3 separate regions of the Homo sapiens genome follow, and all the other regions are linked to region 3. A link is an interaction called in ENCODE POLR2A ChIA-PET data of the cell type or tissue named here. Cell type or tissue: MCF 10A. All regions are shown on one strand.

The links. ChIA-PET counts read pairs that join two places held together with the same protein. Peaks named below come from ENCODE experiments on the same cell type or tissue, not always from the same donor. Only the 100,000 strongest peaks of a DNase experiment are listed, where the experiment ranks them.
Region 1: POLR2A ChIA-PET joins it to region 3 with 5 read pairs; 1 of 35 experiments calls an interaction of 5 or more read pairs at or near these places.
Region 2: POLR2A ChIA-PET joins it to region 3 with 9 read pairs; 1 of 35 experiments calls an interaction of 5 or more read pairs at or near these places.

What each region holds. Positions count from the first base shown.
Region 1 is chr20:10,950,434-10,958,433 of GRCh38, reverse strand. No RefSeq gene overlaps it. Among named protein-coding and RNA genes, the nearest start is that of LINC02871, 72 kb to the left of the region's middle. In MCF 10A, no CTCF peak of the experiment used is centred here; a DNase peak (open chromatin) is centred at 3,813.
Region 2 is chr20:11,140,891-11,148,890 of GRCh38, reverse strand. No RefSeq gene overlaps it. Among named protein-coding and RNA genes, the nearest start is that of LINC02871, 120 kb to the right of the region's middle. In MCF 10A, no CTCF peak of the experiment used is centred here; a DNase peak (open chromatin) is centred at 4,510.
Region 3 is chr20:11,346,144-11,354,143 of GRCh38, reverse strand. The region is part of intron 2 of LOC105372529 (a long non-coding RNA gene); the gene reads left to right. Among named protein-coding and RNA genes, the nearest start is that of LINC02871, 320 kb to the right of the region's middle. In MCF 10A, a CTCF peak has its summit at 3,359; a DNase peak (open chromatin) is centred at 3,563.

The sequences.
Region 1 (8,000 bases), 400 kb after region 3:
GAAATATTTAGGAATGAGACATCATGTCTGCAACTTGCAAACAGATCAGATATCTTATCCATCCACAATCACACACATTTATATATAAGGAAAAGAAGTAGAGCATGAAGCTCCCGGGTGAGAACAGCACCCTGGGAGAAGAGAAGTAATGAGAATGCCCATGTAAATTCTCTAGACAAGAAAGGGGTCAGGTTAACTAGATTCACCATGTGTTTAGAGAAGTTGGAAATAACATTTGTCTTATCTTGTGGAAGATAACATTTCCAAAGTCATTCAGATGAGCTTATGAAGAACCTCAGCTTCTAGATTTCTTTAACCATAGGAAATAAGGAATCAATGAAAGTTTTTTTGAGTTGATACACGATGCACCAATTACACTATAGCTAATACATCTGTTGAAGATTGGATTAAAGTGGGGAAGAGTCTGAAAGTTAAACAAACTATAGGCATATTTCCACTATTATAAGGCAGTGATGGAGACAATAGATTCCTGGACATGGAAAAGTACATGGAATTAGCATATGTGAGGTACCTAATAACCTATGGAAATGTGTGACCAGCAGAGCTATTTATTTTCTGTCATCAACATACAAAATTAAGTGTTTAATTACCTTTATCTTCACAATGTTCTTAATTCTTTTTCAAATCGTGGAAAAGACAGACCTGGAGTTATAAACACACATTCGTCTGGAGCTCACCTCTTGGAACTGCCAAAACATCCAGATTTTTTTTTTCTTTTTTTTTTTTTTGAGACGGAGTCTCAGTCTGTCGCCCAGGCTGGAGTGCAGTGGCGCCATCTAGGCTCACTGCAAGCTCCGCCTCCAGGGTTCACGCCATTCTCCTACCTCAGCCTCCCGATTAGCTGGGACTATAGGCGCCTGCCACCATGCTAGGACCTTGCTGGACTCTCCACATTTGGATGGCTATTTTTTTTTGTATTTTTAGTAGAGACGGGGTTTCACCGTGTTAGCCAGGATGGTCTCGATCACCCGACCTCGTGATCTGCCCACCTCGGCCTCCCAAAGTGCTGGGATTACAGGCGTGAGCCACCGCGCCCGGCCATCCAGATGTATTTTAAACCATTAAAATAAATACTAAGTATTTGTCCTTGGGAAATAATTAAAGACTTTAACAGAAGGAGGGATAAACAACAAAAAAAAAGCATTTGACATGTTAATTTACATTAGCTGATGGCTAAGAGTAATGCCTGATAATTGAAACTATGAAGAGTTCGTGGTATTCTGTGAGGTATGCCACAGTGGAAAACAACCAAAGGCAAGGTGATGGCTGTTCTCCACTGGGGGTAAGGCTGTGGGAATGGGGAAAAGGGCAAGGCATTGCTGTAAGATTAAGGATAAAGCACGCATTCTGATAATTGGCCTCATATGGTTCTAGTCAAAACTATGGGAAAAAGAGTGTGTTTTGTGAAGAAGGAAGTGTATGCAAAGGAACAGATTTTAGGAACTTTCTTAGGGATGTTCTTGTTTAGGAAAGAGAAACAGCCTAAAAGACCACAGGCGCCATGCATAGAAGCCAGGAAAAGTTCAATATTTCAAAAAGAAGCCGATCAAACTTAACTCATCTCTAGATAGCAAAACTATACTCACAACCTTGAAGATGCTAAGGAGAAAATAGCTAATAACAAAATATTTTTAAGTGTCCTGTATAATGCTACACAAAAAACAATTTGGTTCAACTTATGTATACCTCATATTCAGTTACCTTTTTTTCTTTGAACTTTTTGGAACTACCTAAGTGTTCATAGATAAGAAGGTCAGAAAATATAATATATTTATGATTTAAAAAATTATTTCTGAGGACACATAATTTTTCCTGAAATTTTTGAGTACCTTTTTTCAATATTTAATTTTCATTAATATATTTTAAACAGAGAATCTCTTTCAGACTCTGGAAGATCTCTTATCTTTATGGGATGTGATGAACATAAATGTATTGATCACAATTCTTCAAACTGCAAAACATTTCATCATTATCTGAGTAAACAATGTCAGGATTTTCATATTGTGGGACAAGGTATTGAATCTCTAGACCAAAAACTAGATCTGTAACTGAGACCAGGGATCTTCTAATTATGGTCATCCTTCTCTGAAACAAATCTAATCTACAGGTATGTTTTGTTGGGCCTGTGCATTGTTCTTCATAAACTCAGTTTAAACATTTAAAAATATAAGAGATTTTCTACATCATTAGAAAAAAATGGGAAATGCATAAAGTCTATGCTGTTAGGGTGGAATACAAATTTTCCATCTGAGTATAGTCTCCACCATTTGTTAGTCTTGTTCCAGCCTTTTCACTCAGTTATTTTACTGGCCTAGCCCCTGAAAACAGTTAAATTTGCAGTTCCTGTGTAGACTCTGCCAAAGAGGGTGGGGGAAATTACCACTCCTAGGTGTTTAGAAAACAATAAAAATTGTTGGCATTTCCCTTGGGAAATAAAGCAAAATTACATCTTCCCACATTTGCTTTTTCCTCAAGACAGATGTAAAAGAATTGTCTTCCTTTATCCCTCTAACCCTTGGTGTTATACCAGAGATCAAAAACTGTCTAGGGATGATTTTAAAGCAGAGTGCTTGAGTAGCTTCCCAGACCATTTTACCACCACCAACTACCTTCCCCAACTAGAAGAAGAAAAAAAAAAAAAAAAAAACAGACTGGCTTACTATCTAAAATCCCAACCTAGGCCATAATAATTAAAGTTTGAGGTACACTTTCATAACAATGAGAGTCTTTTTAAAAATATTTACCTTTTTATCACCAAACACTGATGATTTAATTAAAAGTTTTCTAATTATCCAGGATGTTTCACAACTGCTACACAAGTTTCTAGCTGTTCTGCATTTGATCATTATTTTGGTCATCCTGCAATAAATTTCATCTGTGAAATATGTGGTTCTACATAAGAGACATCAAAGACATTTTTAAAACCTTCATCTCTAGAAGTTCACTCCAAATCACAGCAGCAGAAATGGAAAGTCTCCACAGGAAGCACTCACCAAAACCAGAAGGGACTCCAGAAACAAATTTAGCCTTAAACATTTACAAAACCACAAGAAAAATTATCTCTTGATTCCTCATGCTATGAGCACTCAAAAACAACAAATTCAAATGATTTGTGCTTTTCAAGTCTTCTGCTCATGTTAGCCTGACAATAAACATCCCTGCTCTACACGGAACTAAGAGAGGTTAACATAAGAAGAGCATCCCGTAGGGTCTTGCTACTCAAAGTGAGGTCCATAGGCTCGCAGCATCTGCATCACCAGGGAGCTTAATAGAATTCAGATTCTCAGGCCCCACCCAGACTTCCTGAATAGAATGTTCACTGTAAGATTCCCAGCTGTTTCTTTATGCATATTAGAGTTTATATACTTCTCTAAGATGCAAAGATCCTTTCTCTCTTAGAGTATTTATGCACTTGAATAAGACATATACATAGACCTCAAAGGTTCCCAAGAGAAAATATATTCAGCTTCCTCATTTTACCAGTGACAAAATGGAGGCTCCCAAAAGGACAGTGCCTTGGCCACATTCACACATTTAATGGTTGGCAGAGCTCTGGCAAGAAGTCAGGTTTCTTGATTCTCTTCTTCATATTCTTTATACCCTGCAACTCCTTTGCATCTGCAAAGAAATCTCAGAAGTGAACATCCGGAACTAGTGGCTTAAGAATCAAAATATCTCCTCTGTTTGCAAGCTTCACTCCATTATTCGGCAGTTGATGTGCCAGGAATTCTTGTAGCCAGAGCCAGGCCAGCTTGGGGTTTCCCTGCTGACTCTTCCAGGTGGAATGTGTTAGCTAACAAGTCAACACTCGTGTTAGGCAGGTAAAGGCCCACATTCGGTGGATCAAGGACTTGCAGTCATTCATTAAGTAATTTGTTTCCTTTGTGCCAGGACCAAATCTCAGGCTACAGCCCGGCTCTACTTGTCAGGTCCTTGCTTTGCAATGACCCTCAATATTGGTAAAGTCACATCACTAACCAGCTGAGCCCAGCTCAGTGTAAGTTCTATGACAGGCATTGATGAGCAGAGAGAGTCTGACAGAAACCCTTCATGTGGCCCCTATTCTACAGGTAGAGTATGAAAAGTACGGGCCAGGAAGTTTCTTTCTCTGCTAAGATGCCCTCAGGGTAGAGGGAATGGAGGAGTAGAAATTTGGTTGAGCACAAAAGGGTAAATAGAGTGTATCCCAGTAGTTCTTAAGAGTTTTTGCCTCTAATGGGGTGCTAGGGCTGCTTAGTCCTAAGAATAAACTACCTGCAAATGAGGAATTCTAGATCCACCCACTTGTTGCACTAAAAGATAAAAATTAATCTACCTTTCACAGTAACGCAAGGATAATTAAGAGTTTGTGAACATAAGATGACTTTAAAAATTATATGGGCCACTGTGTTTTCAAAGCTACGTCAGTTTTCTTTAGACCAACCCAAATCTTACTGGCTTAAAACAACAACCATTTATTTTGCTTATTATTCTGTGGTTCATCTGGGCAGATCAGGTCTGGGAAAGCTTGAATGACATGCTGGGCTCTCAGGTGCCTGTGCCTGTGGTCAGCTGGTGATTGGTTTATTTGAGATAACTTCACTCACATGTTTGGTGATTGGGTCAGGTGTCTCATCCTCTAGTAGACAAACTCAGGCTCCTTCACTTGGTGGTCTCAAGGTGCAAAGAGCAGTAAGAAAGACCCAGCCCCAATGCTCAAACACATTGCAAGTCTCTGCTTGCATCATACTTTCTATTGTTCTTTAGCCAGAGAAAGTCACTCAGCTTATTCAAGTCAGAGACAGTTCTGAAAGACTATTAACCCTGCCCAGACGTCTTCCCTACTTCTTTGTTCTAGGATACTTGAGTGGCATGGTTCTACAGTGCTGTTAGCAAAGCAGTTACAACTTCTAATTGCATGATGGTAAAGCGGCCATTCTGGGATGGAGGCAGGGACAGAGAGTCATACCTTACTTAGGTCTTTGATCCTTAGAAATTGAACCAATTGTCAAAAACACCCCTCCAAATCCATACTCTGAACAAGAATATAAATAATAGAACACAGAAAAATCAAAAGCTTAAGCTACTTTTTTAAGTAGTAAAAAGGTTTTAAAAACTTCAGTCAATTATGAACCCCACAATGAAGGAATTCAGTTAGGATGTTAATGTAACTGCATTGTAAAAGTTATACTGCTTTTTCTAGTTCTGTGGCCTCTACATCTCCTGTTGACCTGTTTTTTAGGCATCCGTGTGATAGAGAACTTTTTAATACCACTGAAACAGCTTATAATAGTTTTCTACAATATTGCTCACATGTTTATTTTATCTTATTTTTTGCCCAGGTGACCAATAAAAAAGTCCTCTGAAAATTCTAAGGTAGTTCTAAGGAATAGAAAACTGGGTGCCTATTTTCTTTTCCTATATTTACTATTGGATCTTAAGTAGAATGCAAGCTGCTGGATACAACTGGCATTATACCCTTTAAAAATCTCTGCAATTCACTCCTTGTGTTGGGTGTGCACAAGACATAGGTGGGGAGGGAAGCTATCCTCAATTCCACTCTAAGATGCAAGGTGTATGTTTTACCAGTTTTGTTTATATGCAGCACAATGCTGGTCATGTTAATTGGAAGTGCTGTGGCTAATTTGCTTTGGTCTGATATGAAATGCAGCAGTAGCTGACAAGCTGCAAGGATATAGATAGTTTGCTGAAATCAGGGAACAACCGTATTACTTGAGCAATGGAAATTGAAATCATGGCAAACCAGAAATATGGAATAGCTTTCATGTTGACTTTGTCTCAACATCACATACCCTTGGGAGTTAACTCCTGGACCCCATAGCAAGGGGAGGGGAAATGGATTCAAGCTGCCTGCATCCTCAGCCCATTTCACCAAAAGAAAAGCCAGAGGAAGAATTTTCTCTCTCTTTCCTTATAATTCTAATGAAGTCAGTGGAAGACTCTTCTGCAGCGTATCTTCAAAGGTTTAATGCAAACCTCCCACTTCTCTACCCTAAAGACAGTCCTTGTTCTCAACTCACTCCCTAGCATGAAGGTAAAGCCAAATCCCATGGATTAGTACTAGGGTTTACACAATTGGGACTGAATGTTGTCCCAGAGTATACAGCTTTGTACAGAGTAGGAATTCAGCACTCTGGAAAGACTTCAGCTATGCCATAAGTCTTTTTAATACTCATAAGTGGACTAAATATATCTACATGTAAATAGATGTAATCATATTTGAAACCCATATTTGTGATTCCCAGAAACATGATTATGTAAGCATAATCCTAAGGCTAGAAGTTAAATCTATGCATATACACATACATGCACACACATATAATCACATATCACAATGCTTGTAATGGACGTTCTGGGTTCCCCACCCCAGTTTTCTTTAACAGGCTACTCTGCCCATTCCCCAGCTGCTGTGAGTGTTTTACAGTTGCCCCTTATTTGGATAATTTCCCTTGGCCAAACCAGAGCCACTTTGCCTGAAAGGTTACACTTTCCTGCTCCTGATGGGGGCTATGGAGAGATATCCAATAATCAACTGATAGTGAATTTAATAAATAAATAGAAACAGTTTTCTGACCTTAAGGTAAGATCAAACTGTAGAGCTCCCCATGAGATGAGGCTGAAACTCAACTCCAGCTAAGCCTATACACTTGCTCAACATCTTTCCGGACCCATCCTACTTCCATCACTGTCTCTCTCCTCAGAGGACTTCAATAAATCATGTGCACTAAATTCTTGTCTCAAACTCTGCATCTGGGGAACCTAACATAAGACAACACTTCATTACTGATCCTAAAAATTTTCAGCAGCCAGGGCCCTAAAGGGGATGCTTTTTTTGGTCTGGACACCACCTTGCAGCTTTTGAAGTCACTTGCCACTGAGCATTTTCACTTTGAAAGCATTTGCTATTGACTATACACTCGATGAGATTTCCTCTTCCTTCTCCACCTCAGCCTCTGTCACTCACATCATGTATGCAGCAAAGCTTCACCTGGTTCCTGTTGCTTGAGCTGCCTGATTGCTATAGCAACCCAAAGCCCATGTGCCCGTTTTTACAACAATGTATAGATTAAATTACCTACCCCCTGCCATTTAAAAAAGTCTTTTAAAATGATGCTTTGGAGACAGTAATCTCTCTTGAACTTGAAACCCCAAAAACAACTGTCACAGGACTGGCTGTCCCTGGAAAATGTCCCCATAACAAGACTATTTTGTGAAACCAATGAAGCTGACCCAGACTTTGATAAGGTATCTCTGAAGGGCATAATATATCAAATATTTTCTTATCATCTTTCCCTGTATGCTTTCAGAGTGCATTTGATATTTTTTTCTTCTCCTTCACACAATTTACGTTCTGTCTTTATCTAAAGGTATGCCCCTCTTCTACACACTGGGGATGGAAAATTTTTAAATAAAATTAATTGAAAAACCTGATTAACCATGCCCCATTCTATGTAACTACAGCTAAATGTCCATGCAGGAGGTCTGTCTCTTAGAATACAATAAATGCACCCAGTCACCATGGCTCAATCTCATGCTAACCTTTTCCTCTCTTTTTATCAGATGTAGAAAGAAACAATTTAGACATTATGGATGTTGGCTTATTTTTTACCAGTGATCAAACTTATAGCAAATGTTTGCTGAACATGGACTGTCTAATTGCCTTGTATCTATTATCTAGTGCAGGCTACCTACCCAAGATTCCTCTACGCATTACCACCCAGTAAACAGCTGCCCCTTCGCCACTCCTCAGGCTTAAAAGTGTGTATGCCAGTAGTGCAATTCACCCTCTGGAGGACAAACTGAGAGAAGAGTCCCCTGCAGGCCCTAAGAAGGACTAAGGGCAGTTTTAGCAGTGGATCCTGGTCAAGGTTACTCCAAGCATATTCTGAAAGGACAGTGTGGGTTTTAGGTGGGTATGTTCCCTAGCCTTGTGAACTTCTTGCCTCCATGAGGAGCAGGATGAATGGGGAGAAATGCAA
Region 2 (8,000 bases), 210 kb after region 3:
ATTCCTTTTGAAAACTCACAGACACACAGACACAAACCCACAGACACACAGACACACAGACACACAGACACAAACCCACAGACACACAGACACAAACCCACAGACAGACAGACACAAGACAAGGATGCCCTCTGTCACCACTCCTATTCAACATAGTATTGGAAGTTCTGGACAGGGCAATCAGGCAAGAGAAAGAAATAAGGGGTATTCAAATAGGAGGAGAGAAGGTCAAATTGTCTCTGTTTGCAGATGATATTATTGTATATTTAGAAAACCCCATCATCTCAGCCCAAAAACTCCTTAAGCTGATAAGCAAATTTGGCAAAGTCTCAGGATACAAAATCAATGTGCAAAAATTGCAAGCATTCCTATATACCAATAATAGACAGAGAGCCAAATCATGGGCAAACTCCCATTCACAATTGCTACAAAGGGAAGAAAATACTTAGGAATACAACTTACAAGGGATGTGAAGGACCTATTCAAGGAGAACTACAAACCACTGCTCAAGGAAACAAGACAGGACACAAATAAATGGAAAAACATTCCATGCTCATTGATAGAAAGAATCAATATCGTGAAAATGGCCATACTGCCCAAGGTAATTTTAGATTCAATGCTATTCCCATCAAGCTACCATTGACCTTCTTCACAGAATTAGAAAAAAACTACTTTAAATTTCATATGGAACCAAAAAAGAGCCTACATAGCCAAGACAATCCTAAGCAAAAAGAACAAAGCTGGAGGCATCATGCTACCTGACTTCAAACTATGCTACAAGTCTACAGTAACCAAAACAGCATGATACTGTTACCAAAACAGATATATAGACCAATGGAACAGAACAGAGGCCTCAGAAATAATGCCACAGATCTACAACCATCATATCTTTGACAAACCTGGCAAAAATAAGCAATGGGGAAAGGTTTCCCTATTTAATAAGTGATGTTGGGAAAACTGGCTTGCCATATGCAGAAAACAGAAACCGGACCCCTTCCTTACACCTTATACAAACATTAACTCAAGATGGATTAAAGACTTAAACGTAAGACCTGAAACCATAAAAACTCTAGAAGATAACCTAGGCAGTACCATTCAGGACATAGGCATGGGTGAAGGCTTCATGACTAAAACACCAAAAGCAATGGCAACAAAAGCCAAAATTGACAAATGAGATCTAATTAAACTAAAGAGCTTCTGCACAGGAAAAGAAACTATCATCAGAGTGAACAGGCAACCTAAAGAATGGGAGAAAATTTTTGCAATCTATCCATCTGACAAAGGGCTAATATCCAGAATCTACAAGGAACTTTAACAAATTTACAAGAAAAAACAAACAACCCCATCAAAAAGTGGGCAAAGGATGTGAACAGACACTTTTCAACAGAAGACATTTATGCAGCCAAAAAACATATGAAAAAAAGCTTATCATCACTGGCTATTAGACAAATTCAAATCAAAACCACAATGAGATACCATCTCACACCAGTTAGAATGGCGATCATTAAAAATTCAGGAAACAACAGATGCTGGAGAGGATATGGAGAAATAGGAATAGTTTTACACTGTTGGTGGGAGTGTAAATTTGTTCAACCATTGTGGAAGACAGTGTGGTGATTCCTCAAGGATCTAGAACTAGAAATACCATTTTACTCAGAAATCCCATTATTGGGTATGTACCCAAAGGATTATAAATCATTCTACTGTAAAGACACATGCACACGTATGTTTATTGCAGCACTATTCACAATAGCAAAGAATTGGAACCAACACAAATGCTCATCAGTGTTGGACTGGATAAAGGAAATGTGACACATATACACCATGGAATACTATGCAGCCATAAAAACGATAAGTTTGTGTCCTTTGCAGGGACATGGATGAAGCTGGAAACCATCATTCTCAGCAAACTAACACAAGAACAGAAAACCAAACACCACATGTTCTCACTCATAAGTGGGAGTTGAACAATGAGAACATATGGGCACAGGGAGGGGAACATCATACACCGGGGCCTGTTGTGGGTTGTGGGGCAAGGGGAGGGATAGCATTAGCAGAAATACCTAATGTAGATGACGAGTTGATGAGTGCAGCGAACCACCATGGTACCTGTATACTTATGTAACAAACCTGCACATTCTTCACATGTATCCCAGAACTTAAAGTATAATTTAAAAAAATCACATATAGAGTAAGATAACTAACCAGAAAAGTTGAAATTAAATGTATATAGAAAAGTTGGAAAATTTTTGCAAATATATGAAATAGCTAGACCAATAAAAATTATTGTAATTAAGCATTTAATTTTGCTCTGAATTTCTTACCAATCAAGTTGACATTTTTAAAAAGAAAAGGATGTAATTCTCATTATAAAGTATCTCGATATAAAAATATTAATATAAGAAAGCCTTTATTTCTGGAGAACATTGTAAGGGGAATGTACTCATTCTTTATTTCTGGGTCCCTAATCACGATACAGTCCTATATTTCTCAAGCTGTGGAGAAAATATCCCCAGAGTATGGGGATATGCCAGGGTGTACCTAAAGCCACAGATGACTTTGAGACTCAGCTTAACAATTTTGGGTAAAATTTACGTAAGCTTACATGTTTATAGTAATGCCAATGAATTTCTTAAGAAAAAGGAGCAAAACGTGCATTCACTTTAACCATAAGACATGTCAAGTGATGATCTGTCGTAGTGTTCTCATACTCCAAACTACAGGATCAAGGTTATATTTTGCTGCCAACAGGATCCCTTTACAGAAGTTTCTGAAGTCTGGCATAATGACAGTATCTTTAATAACATTTCCAAAGAAAATGCTAACGCTTTCTCATTCATTCATATAGATTATCCATAAAAATCCAGGGTAGAACATTAAAGCATGACTCACAAAAGTGCATGCTCAGAAAGCCAAAACAAAGTAGCCCAATTGCTTGTTCTATAACTCTGAGGAAATAGAACTTAATCTCAAAATGTGGTCTTTACAACACCTGCATCAGAAAATCCTGGAAACGCTTATTAAAATGAAGATTCTCAGTATATACTCAAGACTCAAAGAATAATCACTTCTGGGGCAGAGGCCAGGAATCTTCATGGGAAATTATTAGAGAATCGATTCATAGACATACAGAGGTTTGCAAACAATTTAAGATGCTTGGAAGCATTTAAATTCCCTTGGTGTAGTTTTCCTGTCTGACACTTTTCTAAGCTGGCCTTTTGACAGGGCATGGTGGCAGCTAAACCCGGAACAATTTTTAGAGTTGATTAGAAGGCACGCCGTACATTCTGAATACCAAAACTCTAGGTGGAAAGTTTATTATTCTACTGGGGATATTGAGAGCTGGACTTAGAATCTTGCTTATTTGGAGAAGCAGTAACACTCACCTGAGAAAAGTTGCAAGGGTCACCACAAAGAGAGTCAAACATTTTCTGAAATCCCCCTTCAGTCTGTTTAAGTGCCTGAACAAATATTCCCAAGAATAGCGCACATCAGATTATCCTTTCCTTTCACAAAATCAAATTCCATAGGTTGTTAGGAGACAGCATTGACTGCAGACTTTATCAGTGCAAATCTTCTCAGAGTCTTTAATTTGTTAATTTGCGGAATTCTAGAGAGAAAGACAAAAATGTGAATTTTTTTGAACTTATTAGACTAGAGAATCTTTGTATTGGAGAGAATCTTTCAAGACCAACTTTCTATATCCCTCTGTTACTCGCCACTCAAAGTAGGATTCAGGGATAAACATAGATCGGCATCAGTATCCCCTGGGAGCTTATCAAAAATGCATCTCAAGCCCCACACAAGAACTACTGAAACAAAGTCTGCAATTTAACAAAATCCCCAGGTGATTTGTATGCATGTTAAAATCTGAGAAGCAATGCTGTAAAACACATTTTGAAAACCAGTTCCAAGGACAATGAGAGAGATGGTTTTAACCTGGAAAACTTCAAGAACCAGTCTTACAGTTCATTCACCTTGGCCCCTTAAAAACTTCACTGTTGTTTCCATGGAACATCTGCTCCGGGACAGGGATTTTTCACCAGAAAAATTATATGTGAAAGCTCTTTATGCAGTTGAGAAAAGCACAGATCTGTGCTATGATTTGTACCTTCCTTGGCCTATAAACAATTTTGATTTGTGCCAAACCTGCTCCACGAAGACAGGGATGTTGGAAGAGTTAGAACTTTGTCTATCATTTGAATTTACTCCCCTGCAGAGAAATAGCCCATTTCCCAGCTGCAGCTGAGAACACATCATTCCATTTTAACTGACAAATAATCAAATTTTTCCAAATTACTATTCCCAAGCCACTCTGGGTTCCAAGCACAGATTTTGAATCAGGTGTGTGTGAAATACAAACAGGGCTTTAGTCGGGAAGAAAAAGATGAAGCTCGAGCCTTAACAAGCAAAATGAACATGTTAATAAAAGCCACGCACAGTCTCAAGTCCGTGTAAGTTATGGCTCAACCAGCAAAAGCAAGGTTCCCATCGGAATCTTCCCAGCGTACAGTCATGACTCATGCCCACAGCCATCTTGTCCCCGCAAGAAAAGCATAAATCATCATCCATTTTTTAAAATGATGCCAAAACTGCATTTTATTCAAATGCATTCCTTAAAATAATTGCTGAGAAAATAATACTAGAGTATTCAACTGACAACTGACTCCTCAGTTTTTACATCTGGAGAGAAAAAAATGTGTCATGGAGTGGTTAAACGGATTCTAGAGATGGTGGAAATTCCTAAACACACAAAGGTCCAAGAACATCAGAACTTCTTTTATGCTTTTGAAGAGGAAACTTTTGTGCCTTTATCTTATCTAGAAAGAGGTTTCCTAAGTTTTATAATGCAAATTTTATTATTTTTTCTTTTCTTTTTTCTCCTTTTATATTTTAACCAACAGCATCAGAAAAAAAAATATTTCTGCATATGAATTCCTATAAAATCTCTCCCCTCTGTCTCTTATATTCCTTCCACCCTCAGTCAAATAAGCTTAGCACTCTTTCTTGATTATAATAAGCCATTTTTGACTGTGTTTCTCTTCCTGATACTCCTTTTCAGCTGTTCTCACTAAGTTTATACTTACTGGTCTAACTCTTTTCTTCTATATGATTTTGGTTTCCCAGAAGCAGCCACTGAGGCAAGGATTCAAGAGTGAGTAATTTGTTTGGTAGGTGATTCCCAGAAACACTGGTAGGGGAGTAGAGGAGTATGTCAGAGAAAGACAGGACAGCAAGTTCTTGAAGATTATCAAACCAGTTGATCCCTCTGGGGAGCTCTGAGAGACGGTGTGAAACATTCTTCAGCATTATTCCAACTGAGGACCAGTGGATTGGGATATTTAGTTATCAAATATCTGTTTGTCATTGTTTCAGAGCTGTCTGGGGACGTAAACTCTCTGTCATTTTGGCTTGCTCTGTGCTTAGGCTAAGGGTACTCTTCAGCCATAAAATAATGAAAATAAATAAAAGCCCCAAGCAAGGAGTTACAGGTGTTCATAATAAGCAGTCCTTGGAATATGCGAGTGACTTCCAGAGGGATGTGGACAGAAGACCAATATCATCCTCTACACCTTCCATCTTTTCCTCCACTCAAGCGCCTGCAAGAGATCTTGCTAAGAGCCAAATGGCTACAACAGCCAGAATATTTTTTAAACTTAAACCGCTTCCATAGTTTAAAGATTACCAGCCACTATTTCCTTCTTGAAGCTCCCTTTTTTCCTTGGTTTCCATGACAACACATCCTTCTGGGTTTTCTCCTTTTGCTTCTGTCAGTCATCATCCTTGCTGGGCCATCTTCCTCCAGCCAAACCTGAAAGGCTAGAATTCCTCAACTGTGCACAGTCTTCTCTTTACTCATTCTACCTTCTTTTGCCAGGTGAGCTCAATTGCTCCTATGGCTTCAGTTACCATCTGTATCCCAATGACAGACAAATTTACATCTCCAGTGGCTCAGACATCCTGATCAATGAGGCTGAGGTTCTACAGGACATCACACATCTCACAATTGCTTCAAATGTGTGATTAGGCACTCAACTTTTTCTTCTCTCCCTCCTTACCCCAGGAAGAAAAAAAAAATGGCCTCATCTAATCTTTCCTATCTCAGTGAACAATTCTATTTTCCACTCAGTCGGCCAAGCTAGAAAATGAACAGTCAACTTGAACACATGCCTCCCTTTCTCCAGACTGTACGACATCTATTTAATTGTTGGACCTCATCAACTAGATCCCATCAATGGACTACTTCTTAAATCCATCCACTCCTAGCCCACCATTACTTCTTACCATAGCCTCCTAAGTGGTTTCCTCAGCTCTATTCTTCACAGTGCAGCCAGAGGCACCTTTTAACTCTGGTCTGCAACTCTGATTACATCACTGCCCACAGGACTTGACTCTGTTTGCTTCTATTTCATCGCGCACAACTTTCTACCTCACCTTTTCTGCTCCACTTTTACTTTCCTCTTTGTGGTTCTGGAAAGTGGCATAATGCTTCTGGCTTTGGAATCTTTATATTTTCTGTCCCCTTGACCTCAGAGCTACTTCTCCCAGCATCTCCTTTCATTAACTAATTTTTACTCATTCTTCAGATATAAGCTCAAACATGACTACCTCAAAGAAGCCTTTCTGGCTTTTCCTGATTTTTTTCAAGAAGAGGGTTGGCTCCTCTAGCATCCTATTTTTTGGGACATTCCACTACCACTCTTCACTCTTACTGTAATTAATTATATGCGTAATTAGTTGCCTGCCTCAGTGTAAGCTCCCTGAGAACAGGCACTGTGTCAGTTTACTTCACATCTAAATATACGGCCGTTCCTGGCATGTAAGGTTCCTGCATTGTGTAAATACAATTCCTGGCATGTAAGATTATGATAATTATTCAATGAATTTTTACTAAGCCCATTCACAGTTCCAGAAATCTTACTATGCTTAGCTTGAGTCACATTTGCTTTTTAGTTTGATGTTCTACTCCTTGCTTTCCAGGTGTAGGATGTTGGACATCATGCTAAGAATAATAGAAAGGTATCTGTATTGGTTTGCTATTACAAAGTTCAACAAAATGGGCAGCTTGAACAATAGAAATTAATTGTCTCACAGTTCTTCAGGCTAGAAGTGTGAAATCAAGGTGCCTACAGGGTTGGCTCCTAAGCACTGTGGGGGAAGAATCTGTTCCTGGCTCTCTCCTTGGCTTGTAGATGGCCATCTTTATGTTCACATGGTGTTCTTCGTATATGTATGTTTGTGTCCAACTTTCTTTCTTTTAAAATAAGGATGCTGGCCATATTGAATTAGGGCCCACTCTAACGACTTCAACTAATTCTATCTGCAAGAGCCAGATTTTTAAATAAGATCATATTCTGAAGAGCTGGGGGTTAGGACTTCAACAAATAAATGTTGGGGGATACGGTTACCCTTTTAACAGTGCCCAAGGATTTTAAGAAGAGAGAGAAATGAATAGATTCACACTGCAGATAGAACATGTTGACTACAGGGTAAAGAAAAGATTAGAAGGCCTGGTGAAAGCTAGGGCCCTATTATAGCAACACTCACAGCAATGTCTATGAGTGCAGTTTCCTAATTAGTATTGCCCAGAGTCAAAGTTCTGTTCCACTACATTTAACCAGTAGTATAAATTTCACTACACAAGGGTCAGTTTTCTTATCTGTAAAATGGCTATATTTTTAGCATCACATAGTGTATAATGCTGGAGAAAAGAACCAAATCTAGATTTAGCTATGACCTGACTTACAAACAAGTATTTTCCCCCGATATTTCAGCATAACACTCAAAGTAAAAAAGAAAAGAAAAAAGCTGAAGTTTGTAAGGCAAAATCAACCATTGCGATAACTTGTGACTTATTTTTGTTTATATAAATATATTTTATGCTAAAAAAGAATAATGGTAAAGTTCAAACATTTCTGTTTTCCACTGGTGTGTAGGCATCTTAAAGGGCTAGCTCATAGAAAAAATGCATCCTGGATTTTTGTAAAGATGAGAAGTAT
Region 3 (8,000 bases):
AATGGAAAATTTGGCCATTAGTCAACACAACCAGATGATGACTAGATGAGTCTGCATGATTCTCTCTGAAACGTTTTGAAATGTGTTTTTTAAGTTAGACAATTTAAAGCTTCACTCATTAAGTTAGACAATTTAAAACTTCACAGCCAGGTAAATCATAAGCAGTACACAAACATTCATTTTTTTTTAAATGGAAAATCCTCAGAACAAACACAAGAACAGGGACATTACATTTGCCTAAGAAGCCGCAAGTTACTAGATTGTTTACATTTTATCCAACAAACTGTGAGTTTCAAAGATGACCCTAAAGATTCTTTGCTCTTTTTCCCAGTTCAAAAATGATAATAAAACAAGAGAGTTCCCTGATTCTCCTCGCAGGACCTGCGACAGGGGTGTGGCTCAAAACCCCTTGAGGGACAGGGGAGCATGCAGACAGGCAGGTGCAGAGGCTCAGGCGAGCTCTCCGGGCTCCAGCTCCAGCTCCCAGGTAGTGTCTAGGAGTGGGTACCTGCAACTCCAGTGTTACAAAGCTCTTTCAGCTTTGTTGGCCACAGATGGCTTGGGTGTTAATCACCTCAATAGGCCCTCTGTCTTTTCACAAAAGCAGAGGGCCAGTGTAACAGCTTTCTGTATCCTGAGTTCTTGTCCAGAGTCCCGGAAAAATTGGGTCACACACAGACCCGAAGGATGAATGTGAGGTGTTATTAAGTGGTAGAGGAGGCTTTCAGTGTGATGGATGGAGATCTGGAAGTGGGGGATGGAGTGGGTAGGTGATCCTCCCCCGGAGCTGGGCCGCCCAGCAGTTGGACTCCTCTCTGACCAACCCTCTTCTCCCTTTCTCTGCCGCATCATTCTGCCATCTCTCTGGTGGTCTGCTGGCTTGCTGCTTGCTGGTCTGCTCTGGAGTTTGGGGTTCAGGGTTTATATGGGTGCAGGATAGGGGGCATGGCTGGCCAAAGGGCCACTTTTTGGCAATGAAAACAGAAATGCCTATCCTCATTTAGGGCCATGGGTTTTCAGGCTTGAGGATGGGGTGTTTGCTGGGGTACTGCCCTCTTCTACCCAATATTTCCCTGTCTCCTGTCTGTATCAATAACCTAGAGTTTTTTTCTAGTGAAGTCTTCCTGAAAGCTATTACCACCATGCAGAATTATCCAAACAGAAGCCCTGAAACTCCTCTTTTCACGTTAGAGTTGAGTGATGAACATGCACTAGAGATGGAGCTCTCATTCCTCCTCCAGCTTTCCAGACCCACCAGCCTCATTTCAGGTACTCAACAGGCACAAGTGGTCAGTGCACACATAGCACGTCTCTGCCAACACAGAAAGTCCTGATGGAGGAGGTGACTTCGAGAATGTCTACAGATATCTGGAGATAGATGGTCCTGGGTTACATAGGCCAACTCCAGGACATATAGGTGAAGAACTAGATGCCTGGAAAAAGGAGATTGTTATCCAGAATGGACAGCTTGACTAATGTAATGCTTTCTTAGTTATCCTAGCTACTAATTTACTTAGTGACCTTGGGAAATTTATTTCATTTTTATTATTTGGGGAAAAAAGAGATTAGAGTAGATCAGGGTGTCTCAAATTCTCATGTGCACATGAATTACTTGGAGATCGTGTTACAATGCAAATTTTGATGTAGCAGGTGGAAGTGAGGCCTAAGATGTTGCATTTCTAACCTATTCTCATGTGGTGCCTGTGATGCTGATGTTCCTGGTGTATGGACTACTATACTCTTTGAGTAGCAAAGGGTTAGGTCAGAGAGTCATGGAATATTGGCTTAAAAAAAGCCCTTAGGAATTCCCTATCCAGTCCTGTCTCTAAAGTCCTATTCAGCTCCTAGAATCCTTGAGGTTTGGGGAAAAAAAGGTCCATTCACATTCCTCAGGGGGCCTTGGTGCTCATAGCTCTGAAAGAATTTAATGGTCATTTGAATTGTTCTATAAAACAACAAATATGACTTCAGAATAACTCCAGTTTCCTTATAAGGAAAGCCTTAATTCTTGCCTAATGGCCTGCAGTTAAGTGAAGAGCTCTTTTAGCTCCTATTTTCAACTCAATAGAGGCAGGATAATCTTTACATCTGCTTTAATTGACCTCCTCAAGGCCACTCTCATCAAGTGTTTATTCTATGCAGGAAAACATGGCTGGTCCTAATAACTGCTGTTACTTAAAACCAGCAAAAAGAATATCAGAGGAGCAGCAGAGAATCATACACTCAGTCGACAAACTTTCCAGCTTTTTTCATGTGGGTGCATATGGTGGCCGGTGGAAAAATACTACATATTACCACAAATATGCTATACTGTATATATAGTTTATATATAGATATACTACAATATATTAATTTATTGCACACCTCCATGAAGCTCCACAGTGTGCTCTGAAGTTCACAGATTCTTAGTCTTGAATACAAGACCTGCTACTTTCTTATGAACCAGGCAATGAGTGCTTTTAGTGAGCTGTACCACCAGACGCAGTGCTACCCTCTACAATTGGAGTCATTCAGTTTGTCCTAAATGGGTGGGCATATTTTCTGCATTTGCAATTTGGATTTCAAGGCTGGGAATACTAGAGCTGAGGAAGCCAGAGTACAAAAGGAAAGAATAAAAGGGCAAAGGACTAAAACCAACAGAGAAAGGCAATTACAAGGTGTATAAATGTACACTGTGCAGAGGTAAGGATTTATTACACTGTGTGTGTGTGTGTGTGTGTGTGTGTGTGTGTGTGTGTTTTGCATGAAAGGTAAGGGGAAAAAAGCTGACATTTGTTAGGCGGAATTCGATAAGTGCAGTTGCAAAGAATAAAGGGAGCTTTCAGAAAGCAGGCAGCTGCAGCGGAGCCTGAAGCCATGGTACTTGATACCGCAATATACTCTCTCAATGATTCTAGGCAGCTTTTGAGAACAGCAGGGAGGCATTCAGGGTGGAGGACAATGGCAAATGTCAAGAATGAAAGAAAGAATCTAGAGTTTAAAAGACTGTTGAGTGACAAGTAGGCCAGATCAAAGAAAGAAATTTATCAAGTATTTATAATTATCATGCTAATAGAGATCAATAATCATGAAGAGAAACCATAGCAAAAAAAAAATAAATAAATAAGCCAATGGCTTTCAATCTTAAAAACAAATCCCCTCAACAAAAAGACAGTAGATGAAGCAATCGATGGAAGATACAAACATTCACCTTTTCATCCATTCTGATTTTTCATTTTATATTTTGTTACTCAAGTCATCAATGAAAAGCAAGTGTCTTAAGCTAGTCTGAATTTCTTTGTTTTGAAAATTATACAGTGGAAAGATTTTTAGAGAAGCACAAGATGGGGCTGGTGTATCATCCACTGCAAATGGAGCCACAGATACCATGTCTAAGCAAGACATTTTGATCCACAGGAAATATTTTGGGAGAGGCAACATTCTGAAAACATATCACCTAGGTCCTCCGGGCTTGTTTTCAACTTCCTTCTCACTTCCGTGCTGTGCCCCACACAGGTGTGCATGTGCAAAGCTCTCTCATGGCAGATTGGGAGGTCGGGCTTGAAGGAAAAACCCTGTGTTTGGAAACTTGCTTGGGCTTGCTAAGGACCAGGGTGGTTTGGAAGCCCAGGGAGAAATGTTGAAATCAGTCATTGCGAAATCCCTTTTGCAATAAGTAATGAATAAAGACTGAGGAAAAATCTCTTTCCTCCCCAAAGTAAAAACCTACCACTTAACTTGTCTAAACAGCTTGTCATAATAGAAGCTTAAAGGCAACATGAAGTGCTTCCCACAGCCAAGGCCAGAACCTCCAGCCATCACTGATTGATTGGTTCATTCAGTAAATATCTGTCAAGAAACAGTATATGACAAGCACAGTCCTGGACACTGCACCGAAGAACAGAAACATGACAACTCCCTTTATAGCTGTCAGACATCAAACCGAGACATCACCTCCTCAGAGAGTTCACTGACACTTTATCTCACCTGGCCCCACCTCAATTACTCTCTATGTTGTGGCTCTGATTATTTATATCATAGCCCTTGATACATCTGAATTCTGTTATTTTAAAAAATCAGGGCCTGTCTCCACCCACTACAATATCACTGCAAAGACCTATTCTGAATTGCTCAGTGCTGTATCCCTAGCATTTAGAACAATGCCCTAGATATAGTAGTAGCTCAAAAAAAAATGTTTCTTAAGGGAACAAATGAAGATGATGTAAACCATCTGACAACCCCACTAAACAGAGACAATGTCCTACACAAAGAGAAAACTTCAAAGCAGTAAGTGAAAGATCTATAAGATAAATCAACACATTTCTATTGAAGTTAAATTTTAAAAGATCACTTCGAAAAAAGTCCACTGGAGGAAACTCCTAAAATTTTCCATTTGGCTTTGGATCCAAATCAGCATTAAAAAAATATCCCCTAGTAACTCATTCATTTTTTTTAAAATGACATCCTGGCAATAACATGTTCTGATCAGTAGAACATAATAGAGTTCAGAAATTATGCAAAATGCACACAGGAGTTGAACATATATCAAAGGCAACATTTGAAATCAGTTATGTTGTATTGTTTAAGAAAAACCTGATTTGTCTTCTCAAAATAATTTAAATTTGGATCTTATTCTTTATCTCAATATAAATTGCACATTAAATTACTCTTTAATGTAATTAAACAGAAAGTTCTAGAAAAGAACCTTGGTAATGTGTAACATAATTTGTAATGAGAAATGTATAAAACTTTCTAATTGTTTTAGGCTATTCTTGCATCACTATAAAGAAATATCTGAGACTGGGTAATTTGTAAAGAAAAGAGGGTTAATTGGCTCATAGTTCTGCAAGCTCTACAGGAAGCATGGTGCTGGCATCTGCTCTGCATCTGGGGAGGCCTCAGGGAGCTTTTACTCATGGCAGAAGGCAAGATAGGAGCAGGCACATTACTTGGTGAGAACAGGAGCAAGAGAGAGCAAGGAGAAGATGCCACACCCTTTTAAACAATCAGATCTTACAAGAATTCACTCACTGTCACAAGGACAGCACCAAAGGAATAGTACTAAACCATTCATGCGAAATACACTTCCATGATCCAGTCACCTCCTACTAGGCCCCACCTCCAACACTGGGGATTACCAATCAACATGAGAGTTGGAGGGAATGTCCAAACTGTATCACTAATTAAAAAACATTATATCTAAAGAACAAAGTCAGAAGAGAGGTGATAACAAGCAAGGGAAATATTCATAATTCATATTACAATTGTCCTCAGTTTGTAAAAAGATTTTATACATCAATAAGAAAAAGTGAGCAAGGATTTAAACAAGCAAAAGAATGCAAAGATTTACAATAAATGAACCAATGTTGAATATTATACAAAATTTTAAAATCCAAAATAATATAGCAATGTGACATAATTTCCTACCTTAAAAATGAAGAACATATTTTAAGTATATTTTTATACCATGTTGGTAAGATTGTGATAAAAAATATATTCAAACATTGAAGGTAAAAATAGATTACTATATTTTTAAACGGCAATTTGGTAATGTGTTTGAAAATTAAAACATGTGCCCTTAGTCCCACCAAATTGCTCTAGATTTTTTTAGATATACTTTCATATATGCAAAAGCATGATGATGGAGAAAGAGAAGGAGAATGAGAGAGCAAAAGAGTGAAAAAAAAAAAAAAAGGAAGAGAAGGGGAAGGAGAGGGAAAAGGAGAAGCAGCAGCTGCCAGGTGCTCATTTACAGAGCTGTTTATCCAGATAATGGAATAAACTGCAACAAAGAAAAGAAGTAGATTTGGGTTGATTTAGAAAAGTCTTTAAAATACCAACAAAAGACAAAGAGGGAATAGTGCGACATTAAAACAAACAAACAAACAAATATAAGAAAATAAAATACCCATATACTCTGGAAGAAAGTACAAGAAATTGTGCCCAATATGAAGCAATTGTCTCTGAGCTGGAAACTTACCCTTCCATGCTCTGCTTTGAGGCTGGTGCTGGAACTCCACAAACCGTGTTCTCCTTGGCCATGTGACTTCCTGTTAAGGTTTGGCAATAGATCACTGATTATGGATACCTTTTCACTGCCCTACAAATCCTCTACACTCTGCCTTTCAGAAACAGGCCTTTTAATATGTAATGCATAGGTGGTTGGGGAATGAAACTGTATAATGTGTGTAGAGTCTGTAACCTGCTTGGCTCGTGGTTAGCAGCAGCAATCCACTTTTTCATTCACTGAACGAAGATTTATTAAAGGAAAAAAAATGTGGCTCCCGTCCTTACACACTTTGTCTTCTTGCTGTGCAGGCAGTAGGTTGAAAACTGTTATTTGATTATGCTGTCAGGACGTAGTGCAAGGCAAATTCACTGTAGCTTTTTATAATTTGTCACACACACAAAAAAAATTGAGGCCCCTGTTGGCACGCAGACAGGAAAGAGTAAACCAGGTAAACGGGAGAAGCCGTTTGTCATGGAGCCCGATTCCATTAGTCAAGTGGTTTTCAATCAGATGATGTTGTCCTCCTGGAGATTTTAGGCAATGTTTGGAGACATAACTAGGGGGATTGCTACTGGCACCTTGTAGGCAAAGGAAAGATGTTACAAAACATACTACAACACACAGGACAGATCCTCACAACCAAGAATTATCTGGCTCCAAGTGTCAATAGTGGCAAGGTAAGGAAAGCCCGTGTTCTGAGAACTGAACCACTGTGATTATCAGGGAGCGGGATGTCTCTAGGAGTCTCGGTGTGAGAGTCATTCTCACCTGCTCCGGCAAGTCCCCAAAGCTCCCAGTTTCAATTTCCTCATCTGCAAAATGAGTATAATAGAATCTTCCCACCTCCATAATTGGTCATGACGTGCAAATCAATCCAAAGATGAAAAGCTTTAAGAAGTAGACCAGGTGGACAATTTTAAACGGGTACCTTTCTGTTATTATTACTGGCCTTTTCACAAAATAAAAATTGCCAGCAAACTTCAAAGATTCTGTTAATTAAAAGAGACTTATCAAAACCAACATTGGTATAATTATGGCACCAGCACCCAATTTTCGTCACTAGGAATATGGCTCATTTCGGGGGCTTGCATTATAACATCACAGGTTCAAAAGGGAATCAAAATTAAATGAGTTTCTTAATAGTGCCAACATTCCAAACATTTGATGTAAAAATAAACAAAGAATATATTATGGCTGCACATTATTCATTCTGTTTATAGATACTTCTCCTTTCAATACTGTCCCGGGCACAGGGAGCCAGTAATACAAGCCATGCCAAGAATCACAAATTGTGTCTTGCTTGGTACTTGACTAGTTTTCCAAAGTTATCAAGGTTCATTTAATAACCAACTTGCCAGTAGCTGTTAAGGAGCATGAGGAGATGAGTCAATGATTTATTTTCTTCTGTGAGTTCACTCCTTGATCGTGGTCCCTCGCTTAGAGGACCATTTGTCTTGTAGCTTTATTCCTTAGGCTGTCTCGTTCATCTTCTTTCTAACTCCAGCATGTATGTAATCTATTATGAGTCCAGCAGGTTAAGACATTTCCTCATCCATATTGTAGCTTTGCAAAAAGTGAGTATGCAATGTAATCAAGTAAGTTAAGTTCTGTGAACACTTCTCAAGGGAATTCTACTTATGTCTCAGTCTTCCATTGCATCTTTGCAGAGATTCCTGGTGAACATTTACTGAAGGAAATGAGTGTGGTCCTCTCATGTTACAATCAGTAAGCTGAAAACTGCTACTTGATTGTGCCATCAGATCATAATGAAAATCAAATTTACCACAGCTTTGTACAATTTCTGAAAAGAGGACCCTATTCGCCTGTTCACTGCAACACAGCAGCATCAACACAAACCCCACCAGACAGAGAAGTTCGAATGATTTCATAAATCCCATTGCTGTGGGAAAAACAGGGCCTCATGCTAGGGGTCTGTGGCCTCACCAATTGCATAGGTCAAGATGGTGGTGGGGAGGAAATAAGGTAAGAGCTGATGAATATATGACTTTCA